Regions from separate parts of the Homo sapiens genome. Here region 2 is linked to region 1. The links are chromatin contacts, found by Hi-C in ENCODE. All regions are on one chromosome and are shown on one strand. The core of a region is the stretch at or near the end of the contact, and the rest is flanking DNA. Distances in the headings are between cores, read along the strand shown. Region 1 holds the start of ABCE1 (ATP binding cassette subfamily E member 1). Region 2 holds the start of ARHGAP10 (Rho GTPase activating protein 10).

Evidence for each region. A loop is a pair of places that touch in the nucleus more often than their neighbours do. Pooled maps may share reads with other maps.
Region 2: a pooled map shows a loop between it and region 1 (12-fold over the local background). The contact joins the promoter of ARHGAP10 here to the promoter of ABCE1 in region 1. A Hi-C loop is called at or near these places in 5 of 50 pooled maps.

Annotation. Positions count from the first base shown.
Region 1 is chr4:145,095,332-145,102,259 of GRCh38, forward strand. ABCE1 (ATP binding cassette subfamily E member 1) reads left to right here and starts at 2,980. Exons shown (of 18, transcript NM_002940.3): 1 at 2,980-3,088. ANAPC10 (anaphase promoting complex subunit 10) reads right to left here and starts at 2,865. Exons shown (of 5, transcript NM_001256706.2): 1 at 2,789-2,865; 2 at 654-780. The coding sequence starts at 768. RefSeq lists enhancers at 2,120-2,991, 2,239-3,438, 2,572-2,621, 2,702-2,961, 2,992-3,863 and 1 more.
Region 2 is chr4:147,729,416-147,736,343 of GRCh38, forward strand. It overlaps ARHGAP10 (Rho GTPase activating protein 10), which reads left to right and starts at 2,673. Exons shown (of 23, transcript NM_024605.4): 1 at 2,673-3,040. The coding sequence starts at 2,887. RefSeq lists enhancers at 2,284-3,176, 3,177-4,069, 3,390-3,459, 4,588-4,717 and silencers at 2,370-2,889, 3,200-3,279.

The DNA of each region.
Region 1 (6,928 bases), core at 1,730-4,229:
ACCATCCTGCTCCATCCCACCCAAGACATAAATCATCACTTTGTCCAGCACATCCACCACTTTGTCCAGCACATCCACCACTTTGTCCAGCATATCCACACTGTGTATACTACCTGACCGTTAGCCATCAACATCATCTGCTCCTGATATCCAATCATCAACATCATCGTGGCTTGATGATCCAGAATCACCAGAAGCAGATGCTCCTCCTTCTGAAGTATTGTCAGAAGGTTAATAGTAGCCTAACACTACATCACAACACCTACATTCTTCACCTCACTCGCTCTCATCACATAGACATTTTATCTCTCACATCATCGCAGGAGGAAGGGTACAATATAATATTTTGAGAGCGAGAGAGACCACTTTCACAAAACTTTTATTACTTTATTACTTCTATTGTTATAATTGTTCTATTTTATTATTAATTATTGTTAATCTCTTACTGTGCCTAATTTATAAATTACACTTTATCACAGGTATTTATGTATAGGAAAAAACATAGTATTAATATAGAAAGGGTTCAGTACTATCCATGGTTTTAGGCATCCACTGGGAGTCCTGGAATGTATCCCCTGGGATAAGGGGAGATGCCTGTACAAGGAAACTGCAAGTGACTATTTCCAACAGCTTTTTTGTTTGTTAGTTTTTACCTGGTTTGCAAGATGAGAGTGACCAAACAGCTTGTGACCCAATTTCCCGTACTGTTCCAGTCCTTTCCAACTGCTTGGGGTCAGCACCAGGAGGTGTCTTGTTTGGTGTAGTCATTTTTAAAATATTCTATGTAGAAAACAAGAATGCACACATTGTATCAGGAACTGGGCATCTTTCTACAAAAGTTTTTTACCAAGAAAAATTTAATGGAACTCATATACCCTGACATTAATCATTTATTCTGAAGAATGCAGTTAATATAATTAAATCACTGTAATTTAAATCTTAGGGGCTGGGCATGGTGGCTCACACCTGTAATCCCAACACTTTGGGAGGCTGAGACAGGAGGATCATGTGAGCCCAGGAGTTCAAGACCAGCCTGGACAACATGGCAAGACCCCATCTCTATTTTTAAATAAATAAAAATCTTAGGAATTCAGGTTTTGTTTCATATGACCAGATATGCAAAGCAGTGAGCTATAGTAGTCAAAAGAGCACAGAATCAAAGTTTTGGCTTCAGTATCTCCTTTAATCAGCCTAGACTTTGAGTAGGTCTGGGCTTTATTTCCTCTCCTGTTAAAGAGGTTCACTTGATGATTTTTACTTCTACAATGCTATGCAGTTCTATAATTCTGTGCCTGAAAATTCAAATGACTTTTAGCCCTAGAAAAGTCAGACTGAAATACTTTTATTCTAGGAATATATAAATATTGATCCTCATTTTATTTACTTAATTCCTTTTTTTTTAGAGACAGGATCTAGCTATGTTACCCAGGCTGGTCTTGAACACCTTGCTTCAAGCGATCCTCCCACCTCAGCCTCCCAAGTAGCTGGGATTACAGGTGTGATCCCATCACCCCACTAAGATCCTCATTTTAAATATTCATTGAGTGATGCAGAGAACAGTCATACCTGCCCTCTAGCTGTCAAAAGTTTTATTTAAGACCCAGCCCGGTGGCTCACACCTGTAATCCCAGCAGTTTGGGAGGCCAAGGCAGGTGGATTGCTTGAGCCCAGGAGTTCGAGACCAGCCTGGAATATGGTGAAACCCTGTCTCTAAAAAAATTCCAAAAAATCAGCCTGGTGTGGCGGCACACACCTGTAGTCCCAGGGGGGCTGAGACAGGAGGATCACCTGAACTGGGAGGCGGAGGTTGCAGTGAGCCGAGATCGTGCTACTGCACTCCAGCCTGCGTAACAGAGCAAGACACTGTCCCAAAAAGCACAAAAATAAGAAAAAAATGTTAAAAGTTCACTTACATATGCTCTTACCATAGAAGATAAGGTCAGGAAAATGGCTTCAAGATTTTGAAGTGAATAACTGGCCCATTCTAAAAAGGTTGACCTCATCTTTCACATCTTTTGTTAATTTTACTAAGTCTATTCATATGTGAAAAAACACTTCAATACTGGATCGTGAACAATATGTAAAACTGCTTTGGTAGCGCAGTTACTGCTACTGAACATTGTTATATATGCTATTCAAAATAGGTGCAATAGTTCTGCATACCGTTTCCTTGACACCTCCCATTGTATCCGAAGTTGTTCTTTAATCGGCACACAAGCACTTGATACTTACTAAATAACGGCAGACACAACGGACTGTAAACTTTGGCAAGGCCTGAGGCTTAAACGCTCAATAAGTAATTTACTGAATGAATAAACAGATGAATAGGTTCAGTTATGAACTAGTTGTCACTTGCCTGCAAGTTAGGTGAGATCTAGGGCGAGACTATTCAACCTGCAACCATCATTACTAACTGAATGTCCTGTTACCTAAAAAAAGATAGAAATAAAGCCCATCTTTAGGGCAGAATTCAACTGCCGGACTTGGGACTGGACGCCACCAAGTGGATAAAATATGGAGCTCGGAAAAGATTGGATTCCCGGCCCTGAACTGACCACACAGTTGAGAGGAAGTTGAGGCCTAGAAGAGCGCGCAACAGTAAGCCGTGTCGGCACCAGACTCTGTTGGTCCTACTGACACCTCCAGCGTTAGAATGACTAAGGCTCCACTCCTGACCCACCGGCCTTGAGGAAAGCGCAAACGTAAAAAAAGATTGAAACCGGAGAGGCGAATGCATCTGTTTACGCTAGGACCACGCTCGACGTCGGAGAAAAGCCCACACACTCACAGTTTCCAGACCTGGCTGCTTGCCGAAACTCAGATTCTCGGCACCTCCAGCAGCTGGCTTCGCCAACGGCGTTGAACAAGGGTCGCAGCTCAATGACGTCATATCTCCCTACCTACCTCCAGGGTTCCGCCTCACGCTCTATGTCGCGCGCGCGCACTACGTCCTATGGCTTGCGCGTGCGGCGGCTGGGCACCGCCATTTTGGCCGGTGGCCGTGAGAACACGCTGTGTGGCTGAAAAGTGAAGGCAAGAGCTGATTTGGCCTCTGTGCTCCCCTCCGCAAGGGGATCGTTTTCTCCAGGTACGTGAATAGCCCGGAGAGGTTTGGCCGTTAGCTGCCATCTGCCAGGTTGGAAAGAATGTAGGGACGTTCTCCGAGAGCCTTTGGTTAGGCCTTAGGTGGCGGAGACAGCAGCAGCGCGTGGCAGCGGTTCCTGCGGGACAGCTGGAACTGATGGAGCGCGGGCGACGCCGAGAGCTTGGGGGCGCCTCGGTCTTCCCCTCCAGCCGACCCGGCTGTCGCCGCTGTTGCCTGCCACACCCGCGAGGGACTTCGAGAATGGACCTAGATGCCGTAGTCTCCACTCCCCCTTTACCCCACTCCCGCCCTGAAGCTAAACCTGCTGGAGAGGAAGGCACCTTTAGAACTTACAGCACTCTCTAGTACCCCCACACTCCTCCAGCACCCAAAATGGATATATTGTCACATGTGCATATTTGGTTGTGGGAAGTCGTGGCTTCCACGTTTTGTTGAGTGGAATGAGTCATGGCATCTTGCCGCCATGAAGTCGAATACTCGCTGTCCACTCCCAGGCTTTATAGAAATGATGCCCACATGTCACTCTGCTTTTCTCAGAACAGCGTGTACGCAGCTATGACTGGGGTTGTCCCAAGTAGTTTCCCAGTAGAAATCCTATAGTTTTTTTGGTACGCTTTTGTAGCACTAGGCACTTTCTCCCCTTACCCGTTTTTCCTTTTATTGTATCTAATACTCATTGAGATCAAGGTTGATGTCTTTACTCAGAATACCTTTATTATCTCTTCAGGGCTTCGTACATTGTAGGCATTTAATACGTATTGTGAATGAATGACAGCCAAAGCCGAATTCCCACCTCCCATTAACTACATAAGCTTATTTTCTCTTTTTTGATGGTAAAAATCTATAAGAGGAAGAACTGTCCAAATAACATGTTTTATTTTTTTACTCTTTCCCAACAGGACTGCTAACTAGTCATTTATGATAGTGGCATTTATGTTGCAGTAGTTTGTCCCATATTCTGAGAATATTCATTGTATACCAGCCACCTGACACTAATACTTTGTTAGTGTAACCAAAGGCTCAGAACCTGTATTTGAACCAAAAGCTGTTTGGGGTTTGTGAGCTTTTTGAGAACTTAGTTCTCCCCTATTTTAAAAAAGGGAGTTTTTTTGTTTGTTTGTTTGTTGGAAGAGCATCTAACAATTGGGAGAGAGGGGGAGAAAACAATATTAAGTTAGAGTTCTTCTAAATGTCTTAAACTTAAAACTCTTTGAAATCAGAGCCGTGTACCACTCCTAACTTCTACGTGTTTTGTAAGACTAATAAACTACAATAAGCATGGGTTAGACTATTTCATGTGATACTAAACATCATTAGTTAACAGCAGTCTTTGAAATGCTTTTACACAGCGTTACAATTATTTTGGCTTTAGACTGTAAATGCTTCTAAGTATTCCTCACTTCCTTTTTTCCTCTCAGCTGTAAGAATGACACTGAGGGTCATTGTTCTAGTGTCAATTTTGAACACTTTTGTCTTCGAATCTGAAATATCCGCAAATCCTTCTTTGTTTGCAGGAGCCTGTTAACTATAATCTTCCTCTCCAAGCTTTACTGTGCCTAGGTTTTCTATTGAAAAACAAGTAGGGAATCCCCTTGCCCCAATTATTGAAACTGATACAGAAATTGAATTAAAAGTGTTCACACAGTTAATTAACAGTTCTACAAAGAATCCATGTTCATTTTTCTTAAATGCATTACAATTTATCACTATTTTTATATAAATCAGTTTATTAACCACTTCTGGTATGTTTTTATTCTACTGTAAAAATCAAGCCAGGGTAGTGACATGCACCTATAGTCCCAGCTATTCGGGAGGCTAAAGCAAGAGGATCCCTTGAGCCCAGGAGTCCCAGTCTGTAGTGTCCTGTGATCACTGCCCTCAGCCAGGACACCATAGCAAGATCCCTGTGTCTTTTTAAAAAATTGTCTTTTACAGTCTTTTGGTTTTTAAAATAGTTTGAAAAATTAAATATTTTAGTAGTTTAACAGAAATAAAGTTTAAGCAATTTCGTGGTGATTTATCCCCTGGAGGGGAATTCATTATGCTCTTTCACTGAGTAATTGTAGAAAGGCATTCAGTATTTAAATTAGAATGCATGGTGTCCAGTTTTAATAGCTTGCTGAAGAATCTTCATTTCCTAGGAAGTTGTCATTTCCCGAATAATAGCTTTTTTGTGACAATTCAAGCCATCTAATTTCTTCCTCTTCTAATCTTTACAAGACCTGGACCAGTTTTTAGAGGAATAGAGTCAACCTGTTTATTGGAATAACCCTGTACTTATTACATGAACATTTAGTCTCCTTTTGAATGATTTTTTTTTTCAGTATGTAGTTTAGTGGACAACTGTCACTATAAAATATTGGTAACTTGCAAGATTTCTAAAGTTGTTATAACCTACAGGAAAATTATTTACTATATTTAAATTCATATTCTCATTCATTTAGCAGAAATGCTTGATCTCCTGTGTGCTAGGCACAGGTTCAGCCACTGGAATGAACAAAAATTCCTACCCTCATGATGGATGGAGTACATTCTACTTGGGGAGGGGAAAAATGTGTATGTGTTTGTAGAGAGACAATATACATACACACACCCACGATAGATGTGTGCATATACACCAGATATATATAAAAAAAATATATATATGGAATATATAGTATGTCATATAGTTGAGCTAGGGAGAAAAATAAAGCAAGAAAGAAGGATGAAGAGGCAGTTGGGTGTATTTTTCGGTAGTGTATATTGTGGTAGTGTAGTTACAAAAGGCTCACTGAGAAATAGTAAAGATTGAAAGGAGTAAGCCATGTAACTCTCTAGGGGGAATAGCATTACAGGCAGAAAGTGCCAAGATCTTGAAGCAAGAACATGCCTGGCATGTGCTAGGAACAACAAAGAGCCAATGTAGCTGGAGCCATACAAGAGCTAGAGTAGTTGGAGATGAGATCAGAAAGTTAACAGAGGCTGATCAATGCCTCATTGATTATTTTCAGGACTTTGGCATTTACTCAGATTGAGAATGAAGCCATTGCAGGATTTTAAATAGAGGAGTGACATGATCTAGCTTACTCTTTAAAAGGCTTCCTATGGTTCCTGTGTTGAGAATGAACTGTTGAGGGTTAGAGTAGAAAGAGGTGAGGGTAAAAGCAAAGAGATCTGTTAGGAAGCTATTTGAGTGATGCTGGTAAGAGATGATAGTGATAGCTTACACCAAACTCATGAGATCAGATTCTGGATGTTTTATAGCTTCAGTGGGATTTGCTGTTATTAGGTGGAAAAGAAAATGACTTCAAGGATTTGGGCCTGAGCAAATGGAAGACTGGAGTTGCCATCTAACAAAATGGGCAAGACTGCTGAAATTTTGGTGAGGATATCAGGAGCTTAGTTGGGAGATTCCTCTTAAGCCTTCCAGAGATGTTAGGTGGGCAGGAAGGGTTCAAGAGAGGTATGCTGACTAAAGATAGAAATTTGGAAATTTGCAGTATATAAATGGAATTTAAACCTGTGAGACCAGAATAGAACAACTTGGGGAATGAGTATATGTGGAAAAAAATGACCAAGTCTTAGAGCACTCTGCATTTAGAAGCCTGGGAGATGAAGATGAGTGACCAGGAAAACAGTAGAAAAACCAGATTAGTGTTGTATCCTAAAACCAAGTTAAGAAAGGGTTTTTATCTAGTAGGAAAAGTGTTTATTTGTGTCAGATGCAATTGATTGGTCAGGTGAATTAAGGTCTGATAACCATTTGTTTTAGCCATGTGAAGAACAATGATGGCTCGAAAAGTTTTGATTAAATGATGGGCTCTAGAGCCTAGAATGGATTCC
Region 2 (6,928 bases), core at 1,423-3,922, 2.6 Mb after region 1:
GAAGTGATAAGTAATATTTTTTATGATGTTTTGACATTGTTTTAAACAACTTTTTTTTTTCTCCAAATATCTAAAGAACTGGGCACACTGAATAAACCAGAGTTTTTACGGCTTGAAGTCTAATGTGGTAAAGGAGAAGCAGTTCTAGAGTAGTTCATCTTAAAAAAAATTTTTTATTGAGATATATTTCACAGACCAAAAGAAATCCACCCATTTATCACATACAATTAAGTGATTTTGAGTATATTCAGAATTGTGCAACCATTACCAAAATGTAAATTTAAATTGTTTTCGGCCAGGCTCGGCGGCTCACTCCCATAACTCCAGCAATTTGGGAGACCAAGGTGGGAGCATCATTTGAACTAAGGAGTTTGAGAAAAGCCTGGGCAACATAGTGAGACCCTATCTCTATGAAAAATAAAAATATTAATAATTTTCATCACCCTGAAAATAAACTCCTGACTACATATACCCTCCACTCTATCCCCCAGTCTCTAGCAACCACTAATCTTTCTGCCTCTATAGATTTACCTGTTTTGGACATTTAATATAAGTAGATAGTATTGGCCTTTTGCAGCTAGGTTCTTTTACTTAGTATAACGTTTTCACCGTTATTGTGCCGTAGCACGTGTCAGTACTTCATTCCTTTTTATTGTAGATTAATATTTCATTTTATGGACAAACATTTTGTGCATCCATTACACAGCTGACAAAGGACATTTTGGTTGATTCTACTTTTTGGCTATTACGAATAATGCTGCTATGAATATTTGTGTGTAAATATTTGCGTGGACATATATTTTCATTTCTTTTGGGTATATATCTAAGCGTGGACTTGCTGGGTCACACGGTAACCTCCATGTTCAATATTGAAGAAGTCTCAGCAGCCCCTCTATGAGAAAAGGTTTGGGTTTCTGCTCTGAGGATTGAGTGTGGTCAGTGCTTGGCTGTTTCGCTAGGCCCTCATTTTTGTTTACACCCCCTCTCTTCTTGTCTTTCTTCCCCTTTATTTGCCTCTTTTATTCTCTTTTCTGTAGACTCCAGTCTCCTGCTGGTTTTAGTAGGAACTGAAGCTTTCACCGCCTAAAAGTTATTTGTAAAACACTTTGAACTCTCTGGAGGATGGACATTAGAGTAATAATGTTTATCTGTGGGTTAGGCACTCCTGGTGCTGTTTTGTAACAAAAGGGCTTATTGAGTAGGAGGCTTATTTAACTTGTTCGGGAGGGTTACCCTCCTACAACATGCTGTCCAAACAGATTCTTAATTACCCAGCTGAGAGTCTGAACGTCTTGAGGAATTACTTTGAAGTTTCTCGTTAATATTACCATCATATCATGTAAGTCTATATCGCGAGTTTGTAGATGTATGGAGTTCCTAGTGGGTGCCCGGCACATAATAATTGCTTAATAAATTGCGATTATGAAACGTTACTCTAATGAACTATTAGTGTTTTTTTTTAAGAAATACTTTTTTTTTTTTTTGAGACATTGTCTCGCTCTGTCGCCCAGGCTGGAGTGCAGTGGCACCATCACGACTCACTGCAACCTCCGCCTCCTGGGTTCAAGCGATTCTCCTGCCTCAGCTGGGACTACAGGCACGTGCCACCGCACCCGGGTACTTTTTGTATTTTAAGTAGAGACGGGGTTTCACCATGTTAGCCAGCTGGTCTCCAACTCCTGACCTCAGGTGATCTACCCGCCTCCGTCTCCCAAAGTGTTGGGATTACAGGCGTGAGCCACCACGTCCGGCCTAAGGTATACATTTTAATACTTTAAAATGCCTAACTTTTTTTGGGACACACTGGAGTTGTTTCATAACACACAAAATAGGCTTTTTGAGGGCACTGACATAAATTCTCATTGATCGTCACCCCCACGCGGTGAAAACCACACGTTACCTGGCATGTTTTCCGGTAGTTATTTTTAGAATAATAAAGATCGTCTTCACCTACCCCAGCAAATTTAATGTGCTGAACACAACAGAAACAACTTTTCTGTGGTTTAGCCAGCCCTCTCTCTTCAACTAAGTTATTTAGTGCGGATACGCAGAGAAGTGTAATAGGAGCTGCTGGGCCACCAAGAAAACGCTCTTGCCATTGTAAGGCTTCGATCTCAAGCGGAGATTTACCACGCATCTCACTTTAAACTGGGAAAGGAACCGGGATAAGGAAAAGAGCCCCCTGTGCGAGTTCGTTCCCAGCTCGGGGTTGGGGGCGTCCCAGGATAAATGAGATAAATGAGTTAATCATCTCCTGCAAGGCAGCCACTTCAGAGTTATGTCGCCCGCCTGCGGGGACTAACGACTGCAATTAAGACGCTCCTTCTCGGTCCCGGTCGGGTTCCGTGCAGCGGGGAGCCGACTGTGAGTCACCCCGGCCCCGGGAGCCCAAGCAAAGGGGAGGGGAGAGCGCCCAGGGTGGAGGGGAGCCGCGGGGCGAAATTCTAGCCCCAGGACGCCTCGGAAGGAAGAGGAGGGGCAGCTGCGCGTGGGGAAGAGAAGGAAGAGGCGTCCAGGGAAGGGAAGGGAGGAAGAAGGAAGGCGGAGGAAAGAGAAGGGGACGAGCGGGAGCGCGGGCCCGGCCGGGTGGCGCCTCGGGGAGTGTCTGCCGCGCGGGGGCCGGGCGGGGCGGGGCCGCGGGCGCTCAGAGCTCGGCGGGGGCTGCCGGGATTGGGGCGCCGCAGCTAGCGCTGGTCTCGGTGGCAGCTCCTCCGCGCCGCAGGACTCGGCTCTACGGGACATGTCCGTGCCGCGCTCGCCGCGCGCCCGGGCCTGCTAGCTCCTCTGTGCTCCCTGAACGCGCGGCGCCGCACCTGGCAGCGGCCTCGGAGCTCGGCTCGGGCAGGAGCGCGCGGCCGTGCGCACCGCGCAGCGACCGCTGCCGTCATGGGGCTGCAGCCCCTGGAGTTCAGCGACTGCTACCTCGACAGCCCGTGGTTCCGGGAGAGGATCCGCGCTCACGAAGCGGAACTCGAGAGGACCAACAAGTTCATCAAAGAGCTCATTAAGGACGGGAAGAACCTCATCGCTGCGACGAAAAGTAAGCGGGGACGCGGGCGCGGACGGGCTGCGGCGTGGCGAGGCGGCTGGGGGAGCCTCTCTCGGCAGGAGACGGAGGGTCTTGTGTCCGGGGCCAGCAGCCAGAGGAACGGGGAATTCATTCCGGACCAGCCCAGCTCTCTCGGAACCCCGGGGGGTCCCTGGAATCATTCCTCCTCGAGGCAGCGCGGCGAGTCCCCATTCCCGCCCCTGCGGCTCTGCGGCGGCGGGAACCAGCTGCCAGCGGGCCCCGCCTGGGCCCCGCCTGGCCCCGGCCGAACACCCCTCGCTGAATGCGCGCTCCGCTGGACCGACCCTAGGCACTCCTGGCCCGGAGTCAGGTTTCATTGCTGCCTAAAGCTACTCACAATCTCTTACAAAACCGAGGCATCTGTTTGCCTAGTTTTGTTTTGTGACTTCTCAAAAGAAATTTCTTGGGGATTCTTTGAAACCCTGCGGGAGTGTTGAGTTTTCCAGAGTCCCCTTAAGCTTCACCTTTTCCCTCTCATTGTCTGATCTTCCCCGACAGTCCTGTTCCAGGTCCTTCACGTGCCAAACCAGAAAGTCCACCTGGCTTTATGCTGCTTCCGCACATTCCTCCCCTGCCGTGCTGAGGAGGGTTCAAAGATTGGGGTTTGGAAGGGTGAGCGGACAGCCTGCCCTCTAGCCTAGGCGGGCACTGCTTGCAAATAGGGAATTCCACCCCGGTTAGGCTTGGTGCCTTCCTCCCCTGAACTTCTGTCTCTTAAACTCGGAAGAAGACACGAGATACAGGAGAGATAACTGTATTTTAGTGTAGTTGAGGAGAGTCTTTCTAGGAGAGAAGGGGCCAAAATTCATGCAGAAATACTGAGTTAGTGATGCTACTGGAAAATGGGGCGGAATTAGCCCCAGTGAGGAGCTGGGCAGCCTGACCATCCCTTGGATCCATAACCCCTTCGGAGGATGGCGGTGAATGTCCCCTTTCCCCCTTTAAAAGACCTGTCCATACAGCAGACAGGGACTTGGGCAGTATCCAGCCTTGAGGGGCTGGGTTCTTAGGGCCTTCATCACTCACCTAGATTCTCAGTTCAGTAATTCTCAGCCTTAGGTATTCGTCCCTTGTACATTTGTTTGTAGATACCACCTCTGGGGAAAATCCCCCATCTCACTGTTCTCCCGACCGCGCCCCGCCCCATTTTTCAGTAAGGGCGATTAAAACATATTGATTATACTGTCTCGGGCACCCAGCATGGTGCCTGGTACAGTAAATATGCATTTAATGAATAAGTTGAAGTACATTTCTGTGGGAAGAATTTAGTGAGCCATCCCTGTAATTTTGGAGGCAAGTCACTCAACTTCTCTGGATGATCTCCAAGGTTCCTTTTGGTTCTCTGACCTCTTTGGTGTTGCAAAATCAGGACTGGGACTCACTTAGGGTTTTTTTGTTTTGTTTTTAAGTCTCTGCTGCTTGAATCAGAAATGGGACTCTGGGACATGTGACAAGTGGGCTTATTTGGTTGAGGGCTCTCCAGGCCCTTGGCATCTGGTATGTGTGTTGGGTGGGAAGTAGGGGGGCGCCTATACATATGGAGGAGTGAGCATAGAAAGGAGGAGTTGGGAGCGGGGGTGCAGAGTGAACACGAGAGAATGAGGACTGAGGACTCTTTCTGTAACTTGATGTTAACCAGAGTCAGTGGCCGGGAGAATGTACCTTCTCTCTCATTGGTTGTAGTAGTTCCCTCTGGAGCTAGAGAGGTGTGGAGAGAGGCAGAGGGCAAAGCCAGTTTGGCCACTGGTAGAAAGCTATTTCTGTGACAGCATATTAGCTTTCCTGCCATCAGGACACATGCGTTAGGTTCCAGCAGCAGCCAGTGCATCTGGGGGGCCAGATGTCAGCTTTCCTCCAGACTGTAGACTTTCTTGAATTTGTGAATTAGTATCTTACTCATTTTGATTCTCGTCCTTTAGCATAAGAAACATAACTTGTAATCATGCTTTGAGAGTAATTGGGAAGTGTCTTTTTTTCTCGTTATGTTCATTAAGAATTTATGTTTAAATTCTTTCCCAGAAGGTGACAGGAACACAGCTGTAGCTCACATGCCTTTTCCCGCTTGCTCCATAAAGTTTACTTCTAGTTCCTATCAAAGACTAAGAGCCTTGGACTAAAGTCAGGGGACCTGAATTTAATTCTTCTTCACTGGTTAGGGCGTGGCTATAGGAAAATTGAGCAGGTCTTATTCTTTTGCGTCCAACTTCCCCTGTCTACCTCTTAGGGGAACTAATAAGGTTCTGCAGCATTTGAAAATGGCTTGATGAGGTTATTTGAAACTGCAGTCTAGGTAAATGGTTCATCTAACCAGTTGAGCTTTTGTATAACATCAGAGAGTCAAGGGATGACATTGGGTGGAGGATCTACAGAAAGAATAAAACCCACTAGGTCAGATTATTTATATTTCCAGATATTTTATATTTTATTTTACAAAAATGACCTTTTGAGCATTTCGAGAAGTGTGTATTTAAGTGATTTCTATTTTTAATTGCCCTGCACGGTGTCTCCTGTTTGCATTACATTCTTGGAAGATTTCAATATGTAATTTTGATGGCTTGATGCTTTGAAGTCTTCCATAAATATTTAGAGTTTTGAGGCCTATGCGACCTGAAGGCTTACTGCTGAATTCAATTAGGTAGCAATCTGCAAATATTTAGCACCTATAATTTGCTAAATACTGGAATTAGATACGGATTTATAATGGGGTAGAGGCCCTTGCCCTTGAGTTTACTGTCCTGTAGTTGAAATTACTTCAATCTAAGGAACATTTTTGAACTCCTTCCTGCACTGTGCTAAATTCTTGAAGAAACAAAGGATATAGACACATACCTGTGACAAGGTTAAACATTTAGTGACAAGTATTCTAACTTTTCCAGGGACAAGGGTTTGTATGTTAGAGTGGAGGAGGTTTGTGAAAGTTTTGGAACTCACTGGTGATAAGGAGTAGAACCTTATCATATTGGAAACCAGAAGAAACCAGAACACTCGAGTGTTTGAAGAGACTAGTTTGGCTGGAATGGTGGTTTTTCAGGGAGTAGTAGACTGGGATGGATGGAGAGGTCAGTTTTAGATTATGGAGGGCCATAAAAACAAGGTTAGGAATGTGGACTTTATCTTGTGGAGAGTTACTGAAGGCTTTTCAGCAGAAGGCTGACATAATAGCAAAGAGATGGTTTAGAGACAGTATCGCACATTTGTGTGTAGGGTGAAGTTGGGGATAGCGCTAGGGGTGGGGAGGAACTCCAGAGAGAAGAGCCAGTCATTTTAGTGGTGGATTTGGAGATTATTCACTCAATTCAATGAATTCTTTGTTCAAATGGCTTTTTTAGTTTTCTTTTTAAAGTACTTTCTTTTCTTAAAATAACCAGTGTCTTCTTTAAATGCAGTTTAAACTTTTGTAAGCCTTCGTGATGTCTATGTAGTTTCAGTTGCTTATGATTCATACAGGTAGATAGCACAGTTGCCAGAAACAGCAATAAACCATATATGCTTTTCTCATAAATTTTACGTTAGGCAGTCTTGAGAAAATGTATCTTGTTCTTTAGAGAAAATTTTTTAAAACTAACAGTCCTTACAGTTATTAAGCACTAATACAGTGATATAAAATGCTCTGTAGTGAACTTAAATTGTCTAGCTGTGTGTGTGTGTGTGTGTGTGTGTGTGTGTGTGAAGCTAAAGGGGCCCTCATTAATGAGTCTGCTGTTACTAAACATGCATGGAAAAGGATGTAAAGGGCCTTGTTAGTGGCAGAGCCTGGACAAGAATTTAGGTCTTCCGACTTGGTTTTGGTACTTCTAGCCTTGGCATTTTAATGGTTTTTGCTTTGTTCCTCTTAGGAAAAACATAAAAGTTCTCTTT